Linked DNA regions of Homo sapiens: region 1 is linked to region 2. Evidence: chromatin loops called from intact Hi-C (ENCODE). Cell type or tissue: heart right ventricle. All regions are shown on one strand.

Region 1 (2,500 bases), 97 kb after region 2:
AGATAACAAGAACCAACTCTATGGTACTGTGGGTTTAATCCTAGAATCACCCTATTATTCCCATTTTCAAGGTGAGGACTCTGAGGCACAGAGAAGTTAAGTAAGTGGTGGACTGAGAGTGAAATCCAGGTAGTTTAGGTTCCAATGTCTGTGCCCCTGACACAGCACTGTGCTACGTCCCTGCTATGGCTCTGCTGATAGTACATGTCTCCTCATGCCTTTTATCTTTACTTACCCCTTTATGTGTTATGTCTTGTCCCACTGTTTTAAATTTTAGTGTTCTGTGGGTCTTATTTTATGCTTTTTTTTTTTTTGTATATTGTAATGCACTTTAAAATGGGAACATGTAGAATCATGAAAGCAAGATGAAGCAATAAGAAACATGGAAACTTTCTATTGCGCCTTTGGGATTTTCTGAGAGTTCCAGGCTTTGGTGATGAGCCAGGAAGACAGTGCATGGGGACATTTAAGACCAAGTTGGGGACAGTACGTCAGAAGCAAGGGAAGACAGGTTCAAATGTGTTTACGTAGATTCCCACGAGTCATTTTCAATTACATGTAACTTAGAATGCAATGTTATTCTCCCTCTGTCTTCATTAGGTGGATTTCTGAACAATGGTTCCTGGGCAAAATACAGTAGGACATCATGCTTGGCACAAGCTTTTCTTGACCTGTGCTGTGAGGCACCATGCAGAGTTCCTGCCTTTGAGGATTTTATTTTGTTTGAGGAAATAGACGAACACAGTAACTTCAATGCCGTCCTGGAGATATTTCAGGCAGCGGGAACCTTGTGGACAAAAATATTGAGGCAGGGAAGTGTAGGGCTTGTTTCAGGAAAGGCAAGTGATTAGAACGTCATGATTGGAACAGGAAGGTCCGAGGTCAAGGCCATCCCTCTGGAGAACTCCATAAGGCACCATCCCATTGTCTTCTAGGTGAGTGGAGCCCTCTGGAGTTGTCCAGGGCAGCTGTCCCCAACATTTTTGGCACCAGGGACCAATTTCATGGAAGACAATTTTGCCATAGAAGTGGGGTGGAGGTGGCTTTGGGATGATTCAGGCACATTACATTTATTGTGCACTTTATTTATATTATTATTACATGGTAACATATAATGAAATAATTCCACAACTCACAATAATGTAGAATCGGTGGGAGCCCTGAGCTCGTTTTCTTGCAACTAGATGGTCCCATCTAGGGGTGATAAGAGACGGTGACAGATCATCAGGCATTAGATTCTCATAAGGAATGCACAACTTAGATCCCTCCCATGCACAGTTCACGATAGGGTTTGAGCTCCTATGATAATTTAATGCCATTGCTGATCTGACAGGAGGCAGAGCTCAGGTAGTAATGCAAGCAATGGAGAGCAGCTATAAATACAGATGACTGGTACCACACCGGTACAGGTCCCCAGGGTTTGGGGACACCTGGTCTAGTGCACCACTTGAGAGCCTGAACAGAGAGGCCCTGGGGGAGGTTGGGAAGAGAGATCCATAATTATTTTTCTCTTTTTATGTAATGAGGGAGAAGATTTGAAGGGGGAAATGACATCAGATTTGCCCAATTCTAAAAAGACAAAAGCTCTATATTTTCCTGGATCAGCAAAACTGTCAACTGGAGATAAGGCGTTTGTAACTAATTCCCAAGGTACCTGCTTCAAATACTAATATGAGTGTTAACGTGGAAGTGCCAAATCATAGAGTGTTCATGTGTGATAAGTGCTTTGACTTAAGGTCAAGAACCAGGTCAGAAAAACAATCTGTCCAAGTCTTCAAGCATTTTGGAATGACATGCAGAGGCCCTTAGAATATACTCCGTGAAAGCTGGAAAGAATTTTAGAAATACCGTATTCTAGTCTCCTTTACAAGTGAGGCAAAGGATCTTTGCAAACTTAACCATAAGCCTCAAAAGAATAAGGGCTGAAATTCACATCTCAGCTTGATAATGGTGCTCTTGCCTCTCAACTGACCTGCCACTGAAATAAACAATAATAATCAATTGTCACAGTCTTTTAGCAGGGATTGAGATGCTGGGCCAATCTTTTCCTCAATGGTTTTTTTTTCTGTTTTCCGTTGCCTCAAGTTAGTCCCAGGTTTGTGCTGGAACAGAGTCCAAACAGGATAAAATACCCTGAGAAGCTTTGTTCAGATTGCTGCAGCCTGGCCAGAGACAGGAAATACTAGAAACCATGAGAGAGAGCCTGTTCTGACGCGAATTCCAGCAGAGTTTGATTCGATTCAAACGAGTTCCAAAACAAAAGAAAAATCCTTACATGATCGGCCAATATTTTCAGGGTATTCCTCCAAAACAAACAGAAATTTACATCTTTAGAAGGCCCCACATCTGGAGCCCAGCCAGTGCCCAAGTTCCTTGGGCAGCCCCTTCCTCTTTATCAGGAGAGGGCCCATGAAGGGAAATCACAATTTTGTGGAACTTCAGTGACACCACTGCTTGTCATGAGCCTCCGGGATAACTCTGCCCACGAGCGATTTCCTAA
Region 2 (2,500 bases):
TGCTAGGGTATAGGGCCAGGATGGGGGTGTGGCGGGCCAGGGTAGTCTTGGAAATTGCAACATTTGGGCGAGAAGACAGGACTGCCTGTCCTCATCTAGGCCCTTGGGGGTGGAGCCCTAACCGGGGACCACGCCCTCCTCTACCCAGCACTCCCCTTTCCACTTCGGTATCATTTAAAGGGACCATGCTCTTCTCTCCCCAGCACTTCTGTATCACCAGGATGGGGATCCTTTAGATGGGAGAGCTTCGTAAATGCACTCTGGACTGAAAAGCCCAACAGCTTTGGGGCTCAAACTGTCGATGGCCCAGAGGCGAATTTTCTATCCATAGACATCTCCGTGAGAGTGAAGAGATCGAGTCCCTCACTGACTGTGCCCTGTAAACAACTGCTGTATTTGGCTGGGGCCCTGAATTCTGCCATAAGGTGCCCAGGCTCCTGACCAAGTCATAACCAAGACAGGACATAGCAAGCCTCAAGAAAAGGTTACCTTAAGGGAGGCAGGGAGGTGGTCACCAAGACACAGAGAACACGTGTGGACTGAGAAAATTAACTTTAATGGGGGCATTTAAGGCATATGGGAAAGCATTTGGAAGAATCACAATTTTCATGCTGGCTTCCCAAGTCCCTAAGAAAAAAATTCAGAAAAGGTCTCTTCACCATTTGTGAATTGTGAAATAAACACATCTCAAGGGGAGTGTGTGGGTGTGTGTACATATTAATATTCCAGGGGTGGGGGAAATATTGACACGGATGATTTTGGAAGTACTTGCAATTCCTGCCCAACTCAGACTCATCTGAAATGGGTGTGTTTCAAAGGCTCAAAGGCTGCCAGATTCCTTTTGAAAGGAAATGTTTCTTCCCGTTACCTTTCAAAGTCAGCTCGCGGAGTTTAGCCAAGAGCTGTATTTCAATGTGTTGATGTCACTTAACAAGAGGAAGAGGAAGCGTTCCTCTCTGAGTGGGGTTTAGAGGGAGCCAGGAGAGTAACTGCAGCCACGTTAGCAAGGAAATGTGCCTGATGACTTAGCTGGGGCTTTTGTATCTTCCCCATTTACTAACAATTTACTAAATGCCTTCGCTAAAGTGTCTTTTTTCTGCTCCCATTGTTCTATGTAACTGAAACAAGCCAGCATAGCATTGTCATCTAAGTCAATAATGGTCACAAAAGCGCTTTCTCTCCTTCTGCAGCAGGGTGCCTGCAAAACATAAAAGAGGGTAGTGATGCACCCGAGCAAATTACCCTCCCAATCTCATTTAAATAACGTCTTCCCCTCATCTATGCAAAACTCAGATGAATATTTACAACATCCAGGAATAGGTACCACAGGAAAGAAAGAAAGAATAATAATAATAATAATAATAAAAACCCCAACCAACCCAACCCAACCCCGCAAGTGTAATCATTCTCAAAATGCTCCGGAAACAAAGTGTTCTAGCTGTGGTTGCCCGGCAACAGGCCCACTGTAGTATTCTGCCTGGGTACGTGTAAAGTGGAGCCGTCTTTTCTGCACAGAGTGTGCACTATCATCGTAACAGCAGAGACGGAGAGCAAGATGTGAGGAGGTTAAAAGTCAGGGTCAGAAGTTCAGGTTGCTCTGACCCTCAAATCAATTTCAAGCACTGTTTGTGACATTTTCCTGTGTTCCCTCGCTTGATGTTAGTCTTTGCAATGAACCACCGAATCAGACTTCAGGGCTCATGGGACTTTGGGGTTTCAGTAGGGTCAGGTCAATTTCTACCTACCAGTGTACTGTCACCTATGAGGCAAACCATTATCTAGGCGTTTGAGAACCTCAAAGTTTTGAAGCTCTGAGGGGAAAGAGAGAGGATGAAGCGCTGGGGCCCCTGTGTCTTTGGGGCCTGACATAGCTCAACCTGTGGCTTCAGGGGGACCGTGTGCAGCCAGGTCACAGTGGTACCGGAAAGGGATCCTGATCCAGACCCCAAGAGAGGGTTCTTGGATCTCGTGCAAGAAAAAATTCAGGGTGAGTCTATAGAATAAAGTGAAAGCAAGTTTATTAGAAAAGTAAAGAAACAAAAGAATGGCTATTCCGTAGGCAGAGCAGCCCCGAGGGCTGCCGGCTGCCTATTTTTATGGTTATTTCTTGATTATATGCTAAACAAGGGGTGGATCATTCATGAGTTTTCTGAGAAACGGGTGGGGATTTCCTTGAAACTGAGGGGTCCTCCAGCTTTTAGACCGTATAGGGTAACTTCCTGATGTTGCCATGGCATTTGTAAACTGTCATGGTGCTGGTGGGGGTGTCTTTTAGCAGCTAATACATTATAATTAGCATATAATAAGCAACGAGGACTACCAGAGGTCACTTTCATCGCTACCTTGTTTTTGGTGGATTTTGACGGACTTCTTTATTGCAACCTGTTTTACAGCAAGGTCTTTGTGACCTGTATCTTGTGCTGACCTTCTGTCTCTTCCTGTGACTTAGAATGCCTGACCTCCTCGGAATGCACCTGAGTAGGACTCAGCCTCATTTTGC

Evidence for each region. A loop is a pair of places that touch in the nucleus more often than their neighbours do. Peaks named below come from ENCODE experiments on the same cell type or tissue, not always from the same donor. Only the 100,000 strongest peaks of a DNase experiment are listed, where the experiment ranks them.
Region 1: it touches region 2 in a loop (2.3-fold over the local background); 3 of 110 quality-filtered maps call a loop at or near these places.

What each region holds. Positions count from the first base shown.
Region 1 is chr10:33,675,110-33,677,609 of GRCh38, reverse strand. No RefSeq gene overlaps it. Among named protein-coding and RNA genes, the nearest start is that of LINC02628, 75 kb to the right of the region's middle. In heart right ventricle, a CTCF peak has its summit at 982; no DNase peak of the experiment used is centred here; H3K4me3 peaks cover 704 bases; H3K27ac peaks cover 2,420 bases.
Region 2 is chr10:33,771,670-33,774,169 of GRCh38, reverse strand. It overlaps LINC00838 (long intergenic non-protein coding RNA 838), which reads left to right and starts at 1,490. Exons shown (of 3, transcript NR_038932.1): 1 at 1,490-1,987. RefSeq lists enhancers at 104-827, 828-1,551. In heart right ventricle, no CTCF peak of the experiment used is centred here; DNase peaks (open chromatin) are centred at 943 and 1,462; H3K27ac peaks cover 1,684 bases.